2 separate regions of the Homo sapiens genome follow, and region 1 is linked to region 2. A link is an interaction called in ENCODE POLR2A ChIA-PET data of the cell type or tissue named here. Cell type or tissue: HepG2. All regions are shown on one strand. Each heading gives the region's core, and the rest is flanking DNA. Links, peaks and the distances in the headings are about the cores only. Region 1 has its middle 17 kb from the start of GLRX5. Region 2 overlaps SYNE3 (spectrin repeat containing nuclear envelope family member 3).

Evidence for each region. Peaks named below come from ENCODE experiments on the same cell type or tissue, not always from the same donor. Only the 100,000 strongest peaks of a DNase experiment are listed, where the experiment ranks them.
Region 1: POLR2A ChIA-PET joins it to region 2 with 14 read pairs; 17 of 35 experiments call an interaction of 5 or more read pairs at or near these places.

What each region holds. Positions count from the first base shown.
Region 1 is chr14:95,545,058-95,559,344 of GRCh38, reverse strand. No RefSeq gene overlaps it. Among named protein-coding and RNA genes, the nearest start is that of GLRX5, 17 kb to the right of the region's middle. RefSeq lists enhancers at 1,174-1,673, 10,687-11,562 and a cis regulatory region at 13,236-13,526. In HepG2, for the core only: a CTCF peak has its summit at 10,588; DNase peaks (open chromatin) are centred at 8,884, 9,304, 10,614 and 11,214; H3K4me3 peaks cover 1,451 bases.
Region 2 is chr14:95,449,523-95,457,522 of GRCh38, reverse strand. SYNE3 (spectrin repeat containing nuclear envelope family member 3) reads left to right here. Exons shown (of 18, transcript NM_152592.6): 5 at 185-346; 6 at 1,799-2,146; 7 at 5,140-5,276; 8 at 7,418-7,592. Among named protein-coding and RNA genes, the nearest start is that of SYNE3-AS1, 63 kb to the left of the region's middle. RefSeq lists enhancers at 4,972-5,021, 5,412-6,204. In HepG2, for the core only: a CTCF peak has its summit at 4,893; DNase peaks (open chromatin) are centred at 4,432 and 4,862.

The DNA.
Region 1 (14,287 bases), core at 6,288-14,287, 96 kb before region 2:
TTCTGGGGAAGCCACATTAGCCTGAAATGACCTCAAGGTGAGCTGTTTGGCCAAACACGTTTAAACCAGATACAGCTAGTAATCCCAGCTGGAATGTTGAACGACATTGTAAATAAGCCTTTTAAAAAATATAGAATTTCGGCAGGGCGCGGTGGCTCATGCCTATAATCCCAGCACTTCGGGAGGCCCAGGCGGGCAGATCACGAGGTCAGAAGTTCGAGACCAGCCTGACCAACATGGTGAAACCCTGTCTCTACTAAAAATACAAAAATTAGCCGGGTGTGGTGGTGCATGCCTGTAATCCCAGCTACTCAGGAGGCTGAGGCAAAAGAATCACTGGAACCCAGGAGGTGGAGGTTGCAGTGAGCTGAGATAGCACCATTGCACTCTAGCCTGGGTGACAGAGCGAGACTCCGTCTCAAAAAAAAAAAAATATATATATATATATACACACACACACACGTATATATTTTTATATACACATATGTATATATTTTTATATTTATATATACATATATATTTTTATATTTATATATAATTTCAACTTTTATTTTAGATTGGGAGGGTACATGTGCAGGTTTGTTACACGGATATATTGAATGACACTGAGGTTTGAGGTAGGAATGATTCCATCACTGAGCATAGTACCTAATAGGTAGTTTTTCAGCCCTTTCCCGACTCCCTCTCCCCGCTTCTAGTAGTCTCCAGTGTCTACTGTTTCCTTGTTTACATCCATATGTACCCAATGTTTAGTTTCCATTTGTGAGGACATGTGGTATATGGTTTTCTGTTTCTGCATTAATTCACTTGGTATAATGGCCTCCAGCTGCATCCAGGTTGCTGCAAAGGACATTATCTCATTCTTTTTTATGACTGCATAGTAGTCCATGGTGTATATATACCACATTTTCTTTATCCAATCCACCTTTGATGGGCACCTAGGTTGATTCCATATCTCTGCTATCGTGAATAGTGCTGTGATGAACATACAAGTGCATGTGTCTTTTTGGTGCAATGATTTATTTTCCTTTGGATATATGCCCAGTAATGGGATTGCTAGGTGGAATGGTAGTTCTGTTTTAAATGCTCTGAGAAATCTCCAAACTGTTTTCCACAGTGGCTGAACTAATTTGCATTCCCACCAAACAATGTAAACTAATTTACATCCCCACCAATAAGGGTTTCCTTTTCTCTGCAGCCTGGCCAGTATCTGTTGTTTTTTGACTTTTTAATAATAGCCATTCTGGCTGGTGTGAGATGATACCTCATTGTGGTTTTGGTTTGCATTTCTCTGATGATTAGTGATGTTGAGCATTCTTTCATACGGTAAACAAGCCTTTTAAAGATCACTTTAAAAAGCAAATCGATGGGTAGTTACATCATAGAGACCATGGTTAAACACCTACAGAAAAAAAAATTCAGTGTCCTAATGTGCTTAAGATAAAATGCTCATGGAAGTGGTCATACATGGATTCAAAACTGCTCCAGCTCAGAAAACTTAAATAAAAGTAAAGGTAGTCTGAGTGTAGTGGTTCCTGCCTGTAATCTCAGCACTTTGGGAGGCCAAGGCGGGTGGGTCGCTGGAGCTCGGGAGCAGCCTGGGCAGCCGAGACTAGCCTGGGCAGCATGACAATACCCTGTCTCTACCAAAAATACCAAAAAATTACCCGGGCGTGGTTGTGTGCACCTGTAATCCCAGCTACTCAGGAGGCTGAGGCGGGAGGATCGCTTGAGCCTAGAAGGCGGAAGTTGCAGTGAGCAGAGATCACACCACTGCACCCCAGCCTGGGCAACACAGCAAGACCCTGTCTCAAAAAAGTCAAGGAAAGGCACTCTTGACGTTGATTCTCATGCTGTGGTGTGTGGACCAGCAGCAGTAGCGGAGACACCTGGGAGCTTGTTAGACATGCGCGGTAGGAATCTGCATTTGAATTAGATCCCTAGGTGAGTCACATGCACAATCACGTTTGAGAAGTTTGAGAAGCGCTGCTCTTGGAAACTTGTGGCAGAGCTCAAAAAGTGCTCCAGTCATGAGAGACACTGATGCTGAAAATTCCAGCAGAGCATTTTAGTAGTTGTTTCACAAGCTGAGAAGAAAAGCAACATTTGTAAATAAATGTATTACTTGATGATATATTAAATGTAGCTAAATTAATAGATTGTGGGCTCCAGCGCCAATTGCCTGGCCTTATATTTTCTAGTTCTTCCGCTTTTTCAGCTGTGTGTCCCTGGTCAAGTTACACATCTTCTCTGTTCCTCAATGCTCTCATTGGTAAAATGTTAAGCGTGTGTTAAAACACATTTAACATAGTTGGTGTACCATATATTTAATATAGTTGACTATGTCATCCACATCCATAAAGGTTTTTATATTTAAACTATCAAAACGTTTTCAAAAGTCCTCCCATTGGGAAAAAATGGGAAGCAGTGTTTTCCCTTATACTTAGAAACACAAAAAGCGGTTCCATGAGAGTTGGAGTTCAACTAGCTAGTATAAGTTCATTTCAGCTCTTAGTTCTCAGCTGGGTTCAGCCCAAGCTCCTGCTTTAAATCAGTATCTCTAGTGGCCAACTCTGCTACCATTAGTCAACACTGGGTAAAGTCTTCAAATGTAAATATTAAATAAATAGGCCCAGTGCGCTGGCTCATGCCTGTAATCCTGACACTTTGGGAGGCCGAGATGGGCGGATCACTTGAGGTCAGAAGTTTGAGACCAGCCTGGCCAACATGGGGAAACCACATCTCTACTAAAAATACAAAACTTAGCCAGGCATGGTGGCACCTGCATGTAATCCCAGCTACTCGGGAGGCTTAGGCAGGAGAATCCCTTGCACCTGGGAGACAGAGGTTGCAGTGAGCCAAGATCGCACCACTGCACTCCAGCCTCGGGGACAGAGTGAAACGGTGTCTCAAAAATAAATAAATGAAAATCCAGATGTCTTTGAAAGGCAGAGAAGAGAAGCAATTTGCTCAATGTCCTGCTACAAAACAATCCCTCCGCAGTCTCCCTACTGTGTGTTGATGAGGGTTGGGGTTACCACGTGGCACAGAGGTCAGGCGTCTTTCCGAAGGACACTGGCCAAGGGAGGAGGCTGAAGCCTAGGCAAGAAATCCCTGCTGAGAAACGCTCAGGTAGGTGGAAGAGAGGAGTTAGAAGTGTTTCTCTTAGCTTGGATCCTTAAAGGAGTAGAGATGCAGGTGTGAGCTTCTGGGGGTGGGAGTGAGGGGTCTGAGCTAGGAAATAAGTCTAACAAGTGGGCAGCAAGTCCAAGGTGAGTGAACCGTGTCTTGTAAGCCCATTTCTCTACTCTGTTCGTTTCTCCATGGTCATTCCTGAGTTAGAAAAGACTTTGCCTGCATGTTCCAGTCTTGACCAGCTATGCACCAGGCACAATGGGAAAGTTCATGGGTCCAAGAATCACGAAGTCTGCCTGGTAGTGGTAGAGGTAATTCGTAAGAAGTTACCAAGAAATGATCCCTGGGCCGGGCGCGGTGGCTCACGCCTGTAATCCAAGCACTTTCGGAGGCTGAGGCGGGCGGATCACGAGGTCAGGAGATCGAGACCATCCTGGCTAACATGGTGAAACCCCGTCTCTACTAAAAATACAAAAATTAGCCGGGCGTGGCGGCGGGCGCCTGTAGTCCCAGCTACTCCGGAGGCTGAGGCAGGAGAATGGCGTGAACCTGGGAGGCGGAGATTGCAGTGAGCCGAGATCGCGCCACCGCACTCCAGCCTGGGCGACAGAGCAAGACTCCGTCTCAAAAAAAAAAAAAAAAAAAAAAAAAAGAAATGATCCTTCGGGGGTTCCAAGCCCAGCCACCTGGAGATTCTCCCTCTGTGCTGGGGGTTCCCAAGACCACCTCAGACTTCATGATTCCGTAGAAGGATGCACAGGACTCAGAACAGCTGCTGTCTGGTTTAGTAGAGTGAAAGGATACAGATTTTTTTTTTAAGCAATGGTAAATGGTGCATAGGGTGGAGTCCAGGAGAGACCAGGCACGAGCTTCCAGATATGCTTCCCAATGGAGTCAGACAGCGTGCGTTTCTTCCAGCAGCAATGTATGATGACACACTCAAAGTGTTGACAGCCACGGAAGCTCACCCAAGAGAGAGATGTGAGACCGAGCCGTGGTATCCAAGGGTGTTGCTGGAGCGCCCATATGACTGACTTAGGCCCCAGAGTTCACTTCTGACCCTTATTTTATTTTATTTTTTGAGACAGAGTCTTGCTCCATCGCCCAGGCTGGAGTGCAGGTGTGCGATCTCAGCTCGCTGCAGCCTCTGCCTCTTGGGTTCAAGCGATTCTTGCGCTTCAGCCTCCCAAATAGCTGGGATAACAGGCAGGCTCCACCACACCCGGCTAATTTTTGTATTTTTAGTGAAGATGGGATTTCACCGTGTTGGCCAGGCTGGTCTTGAACTTCTGACCTCAAGTGATCCACCCGCCTTGGTCTCCCAAAGTGCAGGGATTCCTCAGTTTCTAGCCCCTCAGAGGTCAAACTGACCCAATGGGGCCCAGGGCCTTGGGCACACAAAAGCACTCTTTCCTAGGCAGGGTATTCCCAGGTCTGCTGGGTTATCTCCCAGAAGGAGATAAAAAGCCAGTTCTTTCTTTGAAAGGGGCAGGGTTTTGGGAACTCCCAGCTTGTTCAGTTAGCCCTTTACTGCCTACTCCCAAATGCCTCGCTCTGAGGCTCCCACTGTGACTTCATGAAGGAAGGGGGCAGACTCCTTCACAAAAGCCCACACCACTGGTTTGTGGAGGCAGGAGGAGAAAAGAGACTGGTTAGCGTGATTGATACCAAATCCAATGCCCCAGTCCCAGTGTCCCTCTGGCTGCTGAATCCTGCAGATGCTTACATCCAAGTTGAGCCCACCTGCCTGTAGATACAAATAGCCAGTCCTGTGGCTGTCCACTTCTCTTTCCAGAGCTCCCAGGCAGCCATCCTAGTGGTGAAGCTTGTTCTTGGCACAGACCTACCAAAAGAACACATACCCAGAGACAGAACCAAAAGGAAGCCCACGGCTCAGCCCAGAATGCCCCAAGCCAGTGATCTCCCACCCCTCTGTGGGTTCCTCTCAAACAGTCTTAAATCCCATTGAACTGTTCCTCAAATACTCTCCCCTGCAATGGCAAGAGAGACCCCAAGGTAGAAGCATAAACAAGCATGCAAAGTGAGGCAAGAGAGACCCCAAGGTAGAAGCATAAACAAGCATGCAAAGTGAGGCAAGAGACACCCCAGGTCACATCCTTAAGCGGGTATAGGGAGAGCAACCGTGTTTCCATGTGTAACTGGGCAGCTTAACTTCAAAATGCATTTCAAACTTTTTTCCCTTTCTCTTGGGTTTCAAGACACAATCTTGAGGGAAACTGCAAAAGCCTTTTTCCTTAGCCTCAAAATAGACTCCATGCCCCTCCCTTTCCCACCATCCATACTCTCTTTACGTTTGTCTAACTGTATGTTAGTATCTAATTGTGTGCCTTCTTAGAAGTTCCAGGGGCTGATCTTGAAACAGACCAAGTCTGGAGACCCAGTTGCAAAGTTTCAGGGATGACCTCAAGGCGGCTGATGAACAGCCCGGCCATTATGGAGATGATGTCAGCCCGAGGTCCAGGTGGACTGGGACCTGACGCAGCCACCAAAACAAGACACACAGACATTATGCTCAGCCCAAGTCTTCCATGCCTTCCTTATCAAGTTTTTCTTTTTTAAACTCTTGCCTTCCTGCTAAAAATTGAAGTGGTTAATTTGGACAGGAATTCGGCTGCCTCCCCTCTACTAGTTTGGGTAATAAATTCACTTTCTTTCTATCAGATGTCACTCTTGTTAGTTGGGCTCGGCCAGCAGTGAGCGTCCAGACCTGCTTTGTTGGGTCACACGTGCAGCACCCAGAGGGGTCTGAGTGTGAGCAACAGAGCTCTGTGTTCAGGCTCTGTCCACAATACCCCACACCCTTCCCGCAGAGGGGTCCTTACACCCAGGGTGGTGGTGCTGCCTTTCTTCAGGAGCATGGACTGGGTTAGAAGCTCATGGGCCTGGACGCAGATCCTGAACATTGGGGCAGGGAGTTCCTAGACCCTGTTACCTGTATTAGGGTCTGGGGAGGAAGAGAGCAAGGGCTCAGGTGATCACAGCCCTTGGACCCACTGACTCGCTGTCCTGCGGGCAGGGGAGCAACCAGAGAGGGCAAGGGTCCCTGAGTGCATGGGTCGAAGTGTGGTGCTGGTGTGTCTGGGGTCCTGTGGCTACTTGCAACTCAGCAACACACACACCTGCAGTGCGACATGCCTAGGGCCTGCCACACATTCAAGGTCTGGCTCAATGTAAAGGTACAGGTTCTACCAGCATAATCACTGCTGAGCACAACACATGATCTTGTGGGACCCTATCCACTTAAGACAGGGCCACAACTGTCAGCTGCACACCATCTCCTTAGGGTGTGACAGCAAAGATGACCTACTAAGGAACGTTGTCTGCTGCTGCCTGGTGGTCCCAGGCTCATTGTCCTCTAAGACTCATGCTGGCATCGCTTCTCAATAGCCCTCAGCCCCAGGAGACCCCCGCTCTGTGCCTCCCGATGCCCAGGCAGACTCTGCTGTCATGGCAGAGCTTTCTGTGCTCTCAGCCACGCCCCTCACTTGCCTACGAGGAGCCATGTCTGGCTACAGCTGTGGCCCTAACACCCGTCTATCCATTCAATAAGTAAATAGCGAGCTCCTACCTCTGTTGGGCGTGATTCTAAGCACTTGGAGTGCACCAGGGAACAAAACAGGGCCCCCTGGTCCCATGAAGCTTCCAAGGGAAATTCGAGGCACCAGCTAGCTCTAAGAATTAAGTAGGCAACTTGGTGAGCAAGAAGGTAATAGCAGCCTAAGCTAGTAGCCAGGAAGTTAGCCATGAGATATTTGGTTCCCTATAGAAACTGAGATACCATCTTAACATATGTCTGAGTTTTTTAGAAACCCGGACCCCCACCCAACAAATCACTGGCACGTGTATCTCAGATAAGGGAACTGGGGACTGAAGTCTGGACTTCATTCTTTGTTCTAAGTTTTTTCCTGAGGGGCCTGGAGGGAGCCACACCCATGAGCCTGAGATAATATTCTTTTCTACGGACCCCAAAGTTGGAAACAAAGCTTCTCTTCCTTAACCAATTGCAAATCAGAACATCTTTGAACCTACCTGTAAGCCCCACCCCTCCTTCACAATATCCCACCCTTCAAGGCCAAAACCAATGTGTAATCTCTATGTATTGATTCATGATTATGCCTGTAGCTTCCACTTTCCTGAAATGTACCCCACCTCTAAAAACCCTTACCCACAAGCCATCAGGGGAGTCAGGATTTGAGCATTTGCTTCCTGGTCCTCCCTGCATGGTGCCCTGCAAATAAATGGCTTCCTTTCTACTGCTGCGAAGCCTCAGTGTGGATATCTGGTCTTACTGTGCTGAGCAGGCAGACCCAAGTTGTGTAACAGTATGGGAGTAAGGAAACCTTTTCCAACGACCTGGTCTCAAAAAGTGAACCACCCATGCATCTTCTTTAGGAAGCTTTGGCAGGATGTGCTCCAGCAGAGCAAAGGAATAAAGCACAAAGACCAAGATGCGGGACACAGGGAACAGAAAACTCAACACAGGAAGAGCAAGGATGATGATAGACATCAGAGGGCAGCTGGAGGGTGGAGGATTCCAGGAGGGAGCTTGGCAGGGGGCAAGGGCTACTATGAGTTATCTGATGCTTCTGTTGAAAAACTTTATTGACAGGTATTTGGCAGATGCCTGTGCACTGTATAAAAATCCAATACAAAATAATCAAATAGAAAATAAACAACTAAAAAAAGGCAATTTTTAATAAATGGAGATAAAAGTTAAAAAAAGGAATACAGCATTTGCTTATTTATATATATTTATTTCACTAACATATATATTGTCAATAATAATGTAAAGACTGATGATTGCGCTAATTGTATAGGGAACAGTGAGAAGTAGGGTAGATTGATGATTATATGAGAGCATTCTTATCTATCAAAATGGCAAAGAGATTAGATAATATCTGATTTATTAGCAAAGAAATAGCAATATAAGCACATTAAAAAATATTGGCTAGGTGCAGTGGCTCACGCCTGTAATCCCAGCATTTTGGGGTCCACCCAGCAGGTGGGTGGATCTCTTGAGCCTAGGAGTTTGAGGCTAGCCTGGCAACACAGTGAGACCCCATCTCTTCTAAAAATACAAAAAATTAGCTGAGCGTAGTGGCACACACATGTATTCCCAGCTACTTGAGAGGCTGAGGTGGGAGAATCGCCTGAGCCTGGGAAGTCGAGGTTACAGTGAATCGTGATTGCACCACTGCACTCCAGCCTGGGCAACAGAGTGAGACCCTGTCTCAAAAAACAAAACAAAACAAAAAAAGAAAGGAAGAGAAAGGAAAATGAAATATGGAGGGAAACAGAAGAAACTGCTTAAGAAATGGAAATTTGTTTCCTATAGAGAGCAGGACCCATGGATCAAAAGGCAGGAGAGTGCTGTTTTTCATTATTACTGTAGTTTTTAAAGTATCATTTGACTAATTATATGCATGCATTGTTTTATTAAAAACGAGGTTAAAATTTCAAATGAATGGGATACTAAAAGCTTATACCCTATTTGACCATGTTTCTGATAACCGCAGGTAACAAAAGGACAACTGTGACCAAGGAAAAGGCTGGGGGGTGGCGGGCAGACAGAGGAAGGTGGGGGCAGCAGCAAGGGCTAGCAGAGGGACACTGCCAGGAAGTGAGAACTTGGGGCAACAGGTGGCCCTGAGTATGGGTAGAAATATCTGACCCCACCCAGGGCTGTGACCGAGGTCGGACGGAAGTGCAGGGAAAGACCAGCAGACCGCGGGAACTCGCTCGTAAAGCACTTTGTTTACTTCCTGCTGTCTGGAATTTCAGAGTGAAGTCCAGTGGGACCTCTGGCCTGGCCACCTGTCCGCACAACACACGGGGCCCAGGAGGCTTTCCCTGGCATCATTTGCAAGGAGGCATCATTTGCATTCACCTTCCATTTGTCTGACCTCAGAGGTGGGACCCTCTGCTTCCTTCACATACTTGATAGTGGATGGCCAGGGGCAACTTCCAAAATTCCTGGCCTCCCTGGCTCTTTCAACAGGCAACTGAAGCTCAAATTCAGTTCTTCTCAGGGCTGCAGGGCGAACACTCTGGACACCACAGCCAGAGCTGCACTAAGCGGCTGCACTCACTGAGCCGGCCCTCCGAAGGGTGCTACAATATGGATCTGATCACAGCTCAAATTCCACCAGGTAGTGACCTTGGACAAGTAACCTGACCCCCTCCCAGTCTCTGTGTCATCATCTGAAAGGAAGAGAGAATATCCCACATTTGCAGATCTTTGGTGAGAAACAAATTACGGATCTAAATGCTCAATAATTGTTTGACCCTTCCCCCTGTCTGCTTATACCAAGTAAGCATCCACCATAAAATCCAGGCAGCCAGGTGTATTAGTCTCCTTTTGCCGCTGTAACAAATGACAAGCTTAGTGGCTTAACACCAATTTTTAATCTTACAGGGCAGGAGGTCAGAAGTCTAAAATGACTTTCACTGGGCTAAAATCATGGCCTGTGTTCTTTCTGGAGACTCCAGGGGAGAATCCGTTTCCTTGGCTTTTCCAGCTCTAGAGACTGCCTGCGATCTTTGGCCTGTGGCCCCTTCCGCCCTCTTCAGAGTACATCACTCCAACCTCTGCTTCCCTCCTGCCCAGGACACCTGTGATTACATTAAGCCCACCCAGGTGATCCAAGACAATCTCTCTATCTCAAGATCCTGAACTTAAACACAGCTTAAACTTACCCCAGGTAACACAGTCACACATTCCAGGGATTAGGACATGGACATCCCACCACACTTTGTACGAAGTGCACCTGAACTGAAGTAACTTAGTCAGGTGTAACTGACACTGCCCCTTGCCCTCTGCTCTCCCAAGAATCATTTTAAGGAGACTTTACTAAGGAATCATGGAAAAAAGTTAAAAAACAACTTAAAGGCCAGGCGCGGTGGCTCATGCCTGTAATCCCAGGGCTTTGGGAGGCCCAGGCGGGTGGATCACGAGGTCAGGAGTTTGAGACCAGCCTAGCCAACATGGTGAAACCCCGTCTCTACTAAAAATACAAAAAATTAGCTGGGCATGGTGGCAGGTGCCTGTAATCCCAGCTACTCAGGAGGCTGAGGCAGGAGAATAGCTTGAACTCAGGAGGCAGAGGCTGCAGTGAGCCGAGACCGCGCCATTGCACTCCAGCCTGGGTAACAGAGAGAGACTCCATCTCAAAAACAAACAAAAAACAAAAGAATTTAAGAAGCCAGAATAACAGGAAGTGTGCTGCTAGTTTCCCAGGATTACAATTTACTTGTAAATGTACTGAAGAACTCTGAAGTTCTCCTTGAGATTTGAAATATTTTAATACCTATGTCAGACTCTGACAGCACCCTAACGCCCCCAAGATCAGGGCAAGGGGTGAGGGGTATCTGACACCCAGCTGAAGTCTCAGCCTCTGCCCAGCCTGGGTCTGGAGCCAGAAGAGGTCCCCATAGACTCGGGCTCAGCATGGCCTCCCCAGGAAGGTTGCTTCATCGGTGGTGGTGATGATCAAAGCTGATAGCTTGCTCAGGACTAGTGAAGACACATCAATAATCTGGAAATACTTTCCATATTTGCTCACCAAATTTCCTAGGAACCGGCGAACATTTCTACCTCCTTTTTCTGGCAAAACGAATCCCTGTGAAAATGGCTAATGAGGTACAGTAGAACCCAGTGTCACAATCCTTGCTACTGCTAAATTAGAATTAGCTCAAGGTTAAACTGCATTCTTTGAAGCATAACTCAACACAATAACTGTCTAACATATCGGTTCAGAAAAGACTCTCCACTTTGGTATGAAATAGAAGCAGTATTTTTAAAAATAAAACTCGGTGGCAGTAAGTCAAACTATAATCGTAGGAAAGATACTTTACAGGGAATTCTTTCTGGCTGAAGGCCCTGCCGTCCCCTAGGGCTGCTGGGCAGTCCACTGATAGATCATCACAAGGATTAGATCTGTCCTTTGCCTTCAACAATGAGTCTCTATGTTCCAGGGGCAACCAAACATGAACGATGTTGTGTTCATCAGCCTGTCCTTCTCTGCTCCCTTAAACCCTCCGAACGGTGGTGGATACCACAGCGCGGTACCAAGTCCAGGTGTAATCCAACATTAACTGTCAAGGTCAACTTACAGTGAGAGCTCATTATGAGCCATGGTCTCGACAGGGTGCTGTCATCTAAGCTTGTAACACGCCTGAGGTCGGTGGCATCTGCTATTTGCCCACTTAAGCAGGAAGGGAGGTTACTAAGTCGTCTGAGGTCAGTAGCACACCCAGCAAGTGCTGGGATGCAAACCCAGGGAGGGTGACTTGAGTCCCGGCTCTTAGCTACTGCGGTGTTGCGAGGCTGTAACCTGTAATAGCCTAACATTTCTTGTGACTAATCCAAAAGGAATGAAGAAAGGAAATTCTTCACTCTTTTCTAAATGTATTTTTTGGGGCACTCTGTATGCTGGCCAGAGGGGATCTGAATAAAGCCAAGTAACAGGCAGTTAGGTCCTGGAGTGATGAACAAAGAACAGGGCTGTAGAGTGGATTAAAGGGTCTGTTCCGTCTGGGGTCAGGGAAGGCTTTCTGGGATAGGAGAGACTTCACTGTGACACAACCGGGTGCCCCGGGAGGTTCACAAGGAGGAGAATAACATGGCTATTCTGACTGAATCCAGGATAGGGATCTTTGAGGTGAGGTGCACCTTCAGTGGCATCTCTGCCCTAAGGGAGACTCTGCCCTCAGCTCACCTGCACTGGGCTCCCAGGGCAACCGCCAAGAAAACAATGCTCCCCTCACGCAAAATGCCCACATAGCTTTCAGACCTAAAGTGATGCTACTCTCAGGAAATAAGACAGGAATGTGGCTTTACAAGAGTCCACCTGGTCACCCCATGCGTCTCTGTAAGCCCCTGGACCTTAAAATGGCTTTTCTCTTCACCATTCCTCTGCTCTGCTTCATAGTAGCTATTATATGGTTCTTAGGCACAATTTAAAGCTGCTTTTTAGATTTACTAAACAATTCTTAAGTGGAATGTTAAATTTTTAAAACAATCAGTGTTTTGTGTGGCCATCCCCTAATATATATCTTTTCCTGTCGGTGGCTCTCAGGAACCCACATGAAAGCTTTCTCACCTCACATTTAAATTTGTTTCTGCTGGGCGCAGTGGCTCATGCCTGTAATCTTAACACTTTGGGAGGCCAGAGTGGGAGGATCGCTTGAGCCAGGAGTTCAAGACCAGCTTGGGCAACACAGAGACCCTGTCTCTAAAAAATAAAAAAATTAGCCAGGTGTTGTGGTGCACATCTGAAGTCTCAGCTATTCAGGAGGCTGAGTGGGAAGGATTGCTTAAGCCCAGGAGGTCAAGGCTGCAGTGAGCCATAATCAGGCCACTGCACGCCAGCATGGGCAACAGAGCAAGACCCTTTTTCAATCAATCAATCAATCAATCAATCAATCAATCTGCACCAATGAAACCTTGCCGACACAAGTCATTCCTCTACCCTTAGCACAGTCCCTCCTGTCACAAACAAGGGACCTGATTTCTCAAAATATAATTTATGTCAAAATATCTAAGTAAACCTAACAAATGTAACAAGAATTCTCTCTTAAGCTGGCTGCTATGGCTTGAAAAGTTAAAGGAAAGCTTCGGTTCCCAGATTCTACACAAGTGAATTAAACACTGCCAACAAAACGAAACCCAACTTAAAAGTTATCTTCTGTCCTAAGATATCTCTAAAACTCATAGCTTAATGAAGCAGAATGCCATTTATGTAACTACCAATCCATGAAAAAAATAAAAACTACCTGAAATCATAAAATGTTTAATCTTCTAAAATAACTTGATTTCTAAGGGTCTAATCACACAGACCCTGAAGCTATGACAAATATCCAATATAATCACACTAATACAGGCCTAATGTATTTTAAATAGGTGCATTTAAACCCGAGAAGCAGTCCTTGCATTTTAAATAGGTGCGTGATACTGCTGTTTGCACAAGGAACCTCTGTGTCTCTGCTCTAATTCTCACAGTGAATTCTAATTATGCAGACCATCAAAATTATTCAGACTTACACTAGATAGCATCTTCAATTTTCTACTTGGTAGAGATTTGTTAGGCATATAGAAAAAAATTATTAATTAACTCTGAGAAAGAAGACTTACATTCCTCGTAGAGCCCAGTGATTCCTTCAACTTATAAGTTCCCTAGTGACTTTGATATGATCTCACTATGACTCATAAGCATGAGTCAAATTATTCACTTGGCAGCCTTTTCCTAGCTCCAATCATATTCTAGAGAGGTTTCTTACATTGATGCTTCCCATCAATAAGTTTCTCATCATTTCGCTTTTCAGATGAAACCTAAGGGCACACAGGCAGATTCAAGGAAAAGCCAAAAGAAGCAAAATTGTGAAAACGTATCACACTCCTCACTAGATGTGATGGCAAGGGACAATTTTGCAGACCCGGCCTCTGGTCCACGGCCTGTATCCATCCAGAGGCAGTATGAAGTGACTTATTCATGGTGACTCTGTCTACAGGGCAAGGTAGATCCTTCTAGTGCTCCTGCTTCCCTCATTTCTAAACCAAATGGCTCAAATGGATGTGTTTTAACCTCCTCTTAGATCCTAAGGTCCCTTAGCTTACAGAAGACATAAAGGTATCATGGGATGTAGCAGACAATTAATGTAATAACCTTTTTCTGAGAATAATCTATTTTTCTTTTCTCTAACACGGTGAGGTGGGTGACTGCTGAGGAGCAGTGCTCTAATCTGATGGGGCAGTCCCCAGGGTGGGGGCGTGGGGCTACAGCTTTCCTTCCCCTTCCAAAACCTCTGGGGAAGGGGAGCAGGGGCAACTCCATCAGTTCTAGCCTGACCTCATGGAGGAAGTCTGTTTTTAGAGTATTCTCGAGAGGAACTCAAGGAGATTAAATAAGCAACGAAGAACAAGCCTCTAGAATAGCTCTGGGGAAAAGAGCCGTTCTGTCCTTTTTGCCCTTATTATGAGAAAATGCATCCTTCTTCCCACCTCTGCCACCGTAAAGATATGTTTCTAGACAAGCGCTCTCTTTAAGTCCCTGGAGATGAACAAAGCCTCCATGCCACACCAGGCGGGCTTCCTTCCCATGGGCCTCTGCACAGCCCCAGGCTCTACCAGGCC
Region 2 (8,000 bases), core at 1-8,000:
TTTGTAAGGCAGAACAGAGTATCTGAGAGCTCTTTGTGTCTAGAGAAAGGGCTAGAGGTTGGTTGCACCCCCTGCTAACACACACACACACACACACACACACCCAGGCAGGCTACGGGCTTTCTGGCCTTTGGGCTGTCTGGGCTGGGGACCCTCATGGCTGGTGATTCTCCTCCTCCCACAGAAGCGTGTAGATCTGCTGGAGCAGGTGGCCCGGGAGCATGAGGAGTACCAGGCAGGTGTGGACGAGTTCCAACTGTGGCTGAAGGCGGTGGTGGAGAAGGTGAATGGCTGCCTGGGGCGGAACTGCAAGCTGCCCATCACGCAGCGCCTCTCCACACTGCAGGTAATCCCCAGCTGTGTCTCAACCAGAGGGACCCTAGGGACAGTCACAGAGGGTGGGTTCTATGTCATAGTTCCTTTTTTTTTTTTTTTTTTGAGATGGAGTCTTGCTCTGTTGCTCAGGCTGGAGTGCAGTGGCGCGATCTCAGCTCACTGCAAGCTCCACCTCCTGGGTTCACACCATTCTCCTGCCTCAGCCTCCTGAGTAGCTGGGACTACAGGCACCCGCCACCATGCCCAGCTAATTTTTTTGTATTTTTAGTAGAGACAGGGTTTCACCATGTTAGCCAGGATGGTCTCGATCTCCTGACCTTGTGATCTGCCAGCCTCGGGCTCCCAAAGTGCTGCGATTACAGGTGTGAGCCACCACACCCTGACCTATGTCATAGTTTCTTTAATAGGACAGTGCTTGGTGCCACAGAATATATAAGAACCCATGGCCCACAGACCCCCGTGAGGAGAAGTGTGGAATCTAGTCTAAACGCTTGGGTCCTCAGAGGCTTTATGGAAATCCCTGGCCAGCAGAGCATTTGGAAACCCAGGACCACAGAAGCATGGTCTAGGCTGGTGGGTCTCCAATGGGGGGCATTTGGCAGTGTCTAGAGACTCCTCGCCCTGAGGAAAATCTTTGGCAATGTCCTAAGAGGGTAGAGGGGGTGGATGTTGCTACTGCCTCTGGGTGGCGGCCAAGGATGCTGCAAAACCATCCTACAGTGCACAGGACAGCCCCACACAGCACAGAGCGATCCAGCCCACGTGGCAATGGTGCCAAGGGAGAAGAACCGTGGTGCAGGCGCCAGGTCTGCCATCGGGAGACGTGGGCTCCCCACTTTTCACCTGCTGAATGGCTTTCAATGAGCCTCTGACTCCCTCCATAAACTGAGTGGGTAAAATGTCTTTAATAATTCAAGAACCACTTGATACATTTTGCCACAACTGTGCAGTATCTGAACTATTTCTTTAATATTTGTATTTAAATGGACTCATTTTTAAAAAAACTGATGATTATTTATTTAGAAAGAAAACATATCACTGTCATAAATGGAAAAGATGGTGCCAATTCCAAATAGGTAGATAACCACACAAATAAATACAATGAAACCGAACGGAGCCATTTGGTTCTATTTGGCTCCACACTGTTTCCAGCTGAAGGCATGGAAAGGAAGATAAACAAATGTCAGAAAGTGTTCAAGACAGAAGCACCCAACAGAGACTTTCTCCTTGACTTAATCAAATGGCTTGAAAAAGACTTATGGGGAAGGAATAGGGTTCTCAGGTTGTGAGTCCATGCTACTTAAGGCAGACAGTCCAGCCCTTGGGAAGGCCCCTCTCTGGCTCTAACGCAGGACTCCAGGAATCAGTGTTTTGCAGGGCAGTCCCAGGTCTGCTCTGGAAAATGCAGCAACTGTATTCTTTTTCCCTGCCTGTTTTTCCCTCACCCCTCTACCCTCTTCAGGACATTGCCAAAGATTTTCCCAGGGGCGAGGAGTCTCTGGAGACGCTGGAGGAGCAGTCTGCGGGTGTCATTCGGAACACCTCTCCTTTGGGTGCAGAGAAGATCACCGGAGAACTGGAAGAGATGAGGAAAGTTCTGGAGAAGCTGCGCGCCCTCTGGGAGGAGGAGGAGGAGCGGCTGCGGGGCCTGCTCCGGTCCAGGGGAGCCTGGGAGCAGCAGATTAAGCAGCTGGAGGCTGAGCTCAGTGAGTTCAGGATGGTCCTGCAGAGGCTGGCCCAGGAGGGCCTGCAGCCTGCGGCGAAAGCGGGGACCGAGGACGAGCTGGTGGCACACTGGAGACGCTACTCGGTAAGCGTGCTTGGCCGAGTCATGGAGCCCAGGGTGCTGTCTGTGCCCAGGGTCCTGGCACTCAGACCTCCTCTGTGATGGAGAATCGGGCTGAGCCCTGAGCACACTCACTCTGTTTCTCCGGGATTCTTGGTATCTCAGCTCCCTGAGCGGGGAGTAGACAAGTTGGGTGTTTATCCCCATTTTCTAGATGAGGAAGCTGGGGCCTACAGAGACTTTTTTCCCCAACATCCCTAGAGTCACATGGTAGGTCTGTGAATAAATAACAGCAGAGGGGGATTGGGCAGCCAGGTTTGGGCCTCAAAGCTACTCTCCTGCCCAGTGGTGGGATAAGGTGTGGGCTTCCTCTGCGTGGAACAGGGAATATTGGATCAGAAGGGGAAACTCTTAATGTGGAGATCATGGGGAACAAACATGGGCCTTTAGGAGGCCAAGCAGCAGAGGCCCACGGTGGTGGGGGGTGCTTCCCAGACCCCGACATGACATCCCATCAGAGGCTCCCCAGCCCTCCCCCGAGGTATACGAACTGAAGCTTGACTTGTGGATAAAGAGAGTTTTAAAATAAGAAGCAACGGCCCTCCCCACCTCTGTCTTTATTTATTGTTAACTCAGGATCACGACTTCATGAGAGGAGATACCTCCAAGGGAAGCCATCCCAGATCTTACCTGCACTCTGCCACTGTTGTTATATGTTTTCTCTTCCTTCTAATCTCTGCTCATACGCAAAAATATTTTTAGTAGGGAGAAACAAAGGGCTGTCTTCTCATTCGATCTTGTAGCAGAACAGGTTACCCTGCAGTTATCACCTTCCTCCAAAGGGAACTGTCCCCTGCTTTAGGACTGTCTGCCTCAATGCGCCTTGGAGGTGGTGTGGCACAGTGGTGAGGGATGGGGACTTTGGGGCCAGACTAGCTGGGTTTAAGTCCTAGTTTCTCCCCTTGCTAACTGAGTGGCTTTCGGAAAATTACTTTAACCTCTGTTATGTGTGAAATGAAGCACTGAGAGGCTAGGAGACTTGCCTGTGGTTATACATCCAATAGGTGGAGACAGGGATTTTAACTTGAACCCAGGCAATCTGACTCAAGGTCATATGCTTCCAACCACTGGGCCAGCTCAGGCTCCCAGTTCTAGAAAATTAACATAGCAAGAGGAACAGACCAGGAATCCAGACATCAGTGGATCCATCCCCCCTGGGACTGCAACCCTGGGATGCTCCCGAGAGAGCAGAGGGCTGGGTATGACTTGTGTTATCCCTCTGCTGACGGGAACAGGACCCTCATCTGTTTCAGGGAGACTGTTTGCAGCAAAGGTTGAAGTCAGGGTGGATTTGTAGCTTATCCAGCGTCTGGTCAGGAAATGCAACTACCTGGCAGGGTCCACCCTCCTGAGCCTCCCAAGGAATCAGCAAACTAAACCTGACAACATTATAGGTCCCAGCATGGCATGTCAGAGCTGGAAGGGATGTGGTCTTATTTTACAAGGAGGGAACTGAGCCTAGAAAAAGGTCATGCTTAGCCAGGCCACCCAGCCATGGGGCAGCGTCCTTCCCAGGAATGAGGGCCCTGGGTGTTCCAGCACTGCTTCAAGTTGATGATGGGCCTTCCAGTGGCCTGGACAGGCCTCTCTCCAGGGACAGCCCCCAGTCTTGCTCACCCTCTGCACCCTTGCCCTTCCTGCTGAATTCCTGCAGGCCGGCCAGCTTTCCTGACCACTGATGTGCTGGGCTTCTTCATGAATGATTTTCAACCTGCCAGTTCCCACAAACCAACTGTGTCTGGTCTTCCGTGAAAACTTTCATAGACGTCATTATGTTTGCTAACTAATTGAATAGCAATAGGAACATTTTTGAGAATGAACAGGGCTGGCTGGGCAGATTCTGTGTCCTTCTGCCTACATAGTGGCCCCTATTGCCCCAGCTGCTGCCTAAAATCCTTCCCTCTATTTGTGCTTTCTCCCTTGAGCTTAATACTCTAAACCCTGTTCATCCGTGGGTCACCCCAGGCTAAGCCTAATTGGAGCTGCCCCTGGTTCCCTGTGAATGGAGGATCGGTCAGAGGTCGGTATGGTCAAGAAGGACAGAAGCACAAGGCTGCCTCCTGGGATTGAGGGAGCTGGGGATGGGGAGGGACTAATGCATCCCTGCTCTGTACCAAGTGCCTTGTCAATATCACCCGACCCACGTGGTTGGTGAGAGTGGCCCCATTTATCAAAGAGGAAACAGCCCAAAGTGCACAGCTAGGAAAAGACAGAGGTGGGTCTCCAGGCCAGCTCTGTGTTGTGGCAAAGCCCAGCACTTTCTACTACCCCACCCTGCCTCCTACTGAGCAGGGCCAAGCAAGGGGCTGAGAGTCCTGCAGATCAAGGTCAAACGTGGAACTTCCCAGGACAGCAGTGAAAGGCTGTGTCTGGAGTGTTTGCACATGTTGAAGTGAAGCAGCTTAGGAATAGTCCATGCAAATAGCTTCTAGGCCTGCCGAGAATAATAACCGGGTTCACAAAGCACCTTTAGAGGCATGAAGAGGCCCTGCTCTGATGTCCGGTCCACCATCTACAGACTCTGCAACCGTCAGAGAGCTCTTAGCCCAAGTTTCCTTGTAAATAACATTGGGACACGGAGACTAGCCTTTCAGGACTGTTGTGAGGCTTAAACGAATGGGACACCCAGGGCGCTCAGCCTGGCATTGGTGTCCCCTGAGTATTAGTTATTTGTACCATTAGGAGCTAGTGTTTGCCATGGCAATGCTGGGAGGTAGGGGGCAATAAAGAGCAGAACTGTAGCCCAGCACCAGACAGTAAAGGCTGAGTTCCAGGTCATGGAGCTAGAGATGGGAGGGTAGGGGCTGAGCTCAAGAGTGGGGCCCCAGTTCCTGCCCCTGGTGACAGTTTCTTCCTAGCCTAGCCCACCTCCACTGGCCACGCTCACCCTCCTGCACACACACACTTATCCTGTTGAGGAGCCTCACCTCCCGCTGCGGTGTCGTCATGTGCTGCAGGCAACACGGGCGGCGCTGGCCTCGGAGGAGCCCCGGGTGGACCGGCTGCAAGCCCAGCTGAAGGAGCTCATCGTCTTCCCTCACAACCTGAAGCCACTCTCTGATAGTGTCATCGCTACCATCCAGGAGTATCAGAGGTATCTGGGAAGGCCAAGGGTGGTGGGACTCAGGGTGTGCTGGAACCCACATTTCCCCATCTCCAGAAGGCGGGCTTGCTTTCTCCTACAACATAGTAACTTCTAAATCATTCTTTGTACCTCTCAATGACTGGCTTTTAGAGGTTCTCACTTGGCTCAGACACTGTCCCCTTTGACTGTTTTGCATTTGCTCCCAGAAAGAGGCCTGAACTTTGCATTTATCCAGGCTAGTGGCTCAGCCACCCATCCTATCATGACTCTTCATGCAGGTTAGCATTGGGGAGGGGTGATGGCCCAAAGGGAGGGCTTTTCAATAGACAGACTCCATTCCCCTGCCTTCGGATGCTGACTTCAACATCTGAGCCGTCTCCAGACCAGCCTCCACGTGTCCCTCAGCCCCCGGGCTCAGGCACAGCAGGACCTCCAGCTTCCTAGTTTAGCAAATGCAGCAGCCCTGTATCCTCCCTGTGTGGAACCGAGCAAAGTGTTGATTTGAAATCTGTTACCTGTCTTCACTGCATGAGCCTCCGAGGTGTTCTGAACATGGTACAACTGTCCACGCAGCTGTCGTGCATCTCCTACCTCTGCCTGGTACAGGGAGCTCCTTCAGAATGAACAAAGGGAGCTCCTACCTTTGCTGTGTGGCTCTCATCCCACAGCGTGCTCAGGCCTACATCTATAAAACTGGGGCAGTGGCCTGGATCCCCCGTGGGATGCTAAGGTAGGGGTCGGGCTGGGGTTGGGGGGTTGGATTTCCTGTGCACAAAGTAGGCAGGGAGACAGAGTGGCCAAGGGTCTTCCTCTCCCTCTGGTTTCTCTCACTGAGATTTCAGGTATTGGTTTCCTATGACTTGGTGCTGGACATTGTGTTTGAAAAATTATTCGTAGAAATTAAATGGGCCTAGAATGACGGTATCTTACTCAAGAAAGGGTTTTGTTTGCTTCTTCCAGGTGCCTGGGGGCAGGCAGGACTGGTCTAGGGTCTCCATAATTTATCTTCAAGGCTTGTATTCCTTGGTCATGAAGCTGGGCCATCCGTCTGTTGGACTGGCTTGCTTGCAGTGCACTTTTATCCTGAGGGCATGGACCTTTGCGATCCCAGCTTCATGTGAGGTGCTGTTTTCAGAATCTGCCCATTTTTGATAGACCCTTATCCTGAGTGGCTGCCAAAACCCTAACTCAGTTTTGTAGCTATTTCTTCCAGATTGGCAAATGCCCTCAGGGTCAAAGTTGGTTAGACTCACATTTCTATTATTTGTTTTTTAAAACTTTGATCAAGCAATTTTTTCATCTTTTGTTTTTGTACTCAGTGGGAGGGCCAGTCTGAATGAATTATTTTTCCGTTACTGGAAGAATAATGTCTCCATGTGTCATCTCATCTAACACTTAGAATGATTATATGAGAGGAGCACTGTGTTGCCTATTTCATAGGTGAGAAAACTGAGGCTTGTTAATATTGAGCCACTTAAGGTCATATAGCTGGCCTGTCTGGCTCCAAACTCCCAGCTCTTTATACCTACTATAGAATCAGAGAACACTCGTGCCTTTTATTTATTTATGTATTTATTTTGGAGACAGGTGTCGCTCTGTCACCTAGGTTGGAGTGCAGTGGTGCAATCACAGCTCACTGCAACCTCGAACTCCTGGGCTCAAGCAATCCTCCTACCTCAGCCTCCCGAGTAGCTAGGACTACAGGCATGCACTATGATGCCTGGCTAATTTTTAAATTTTTTTGGGGGGGATGGGGTCTTGCTATGTTGCCCAGGCTGGTCTCGTACTCCTGGCCTCAAGTGATCCTCCTGCTTTGGCCTCCCAAAGTGCTGGGACTACAGGTGTGAGCCACCGTATCCTGCCCATGAATGTAAATTATATGAGACTACAGGTCCCAAGGAGCCCCAGTGTCTGTCCTCAGGAAGACCCCAGGCCTGCTGCTGATGCCTTTTCATAGTGATATTAATCAAAGTCCCTTCCAGCTACATCTTCTGTCTACTGCTGCAGACATTCCCAGCAACTGAAACAGGAGAAGGCCCACCCTGGGAGCAGTGCATGCTGGGCCTCTTGAGGGTCTTGGCGGAGGCCTCATCCCTGGACTGAACCCACTCTCTCTCCTCCCTCATTTTCTCCCTCCACGCTCCTTGCAGCCTGAAGGTGAAGAGCGCGAGGCTGCGCAATGCCGCGGCGGTGGAGCTGTGGCAGCATTTCCAGCGGCCTCTGCAGGATCTGCAGCTGTGGAAGGCCCTGGCCCAGCGGCTCTTGGAGGTCACTGCCAGCCTGCCGGACCTGCCTTCCCTTCACACCTTCCTGCCCCAGATCGAGGTAACCGTGGTCCTGCCAACTGGGTGGGGCTGGGGTGGGCCACTGGCGGGGCATGGTGTTTCAGTCTCTCTCCCAGGGGAAGGTCCGTTTCCGGGTCCTCCGGATATCTGGGGAGAGCTCACTGCGCCCGGTCTGCTGAGTCCTGGTGCACAGGGAGCGTCCATGCTTGCTTGTTACACTGACAAAGGTCAGCTCGGCTCCTGGGGGTTAACCCGGGGCTCCGTACGGACGCTCCCCACCCGCAAGCATCTCCCAGGTGGAGGCATTAGCACTCCTGAGAGAGCAGCGTTCTCAGGCCATTGCCTTTACTGCAGCTCCAAGTGGCAAGAAACCTGACCTGACCTGCGGTATCTTAAAACAGCGACATTCAGGCAGTCCAGGGTGCCAGGCCACAGCTCAGTGGTGTCA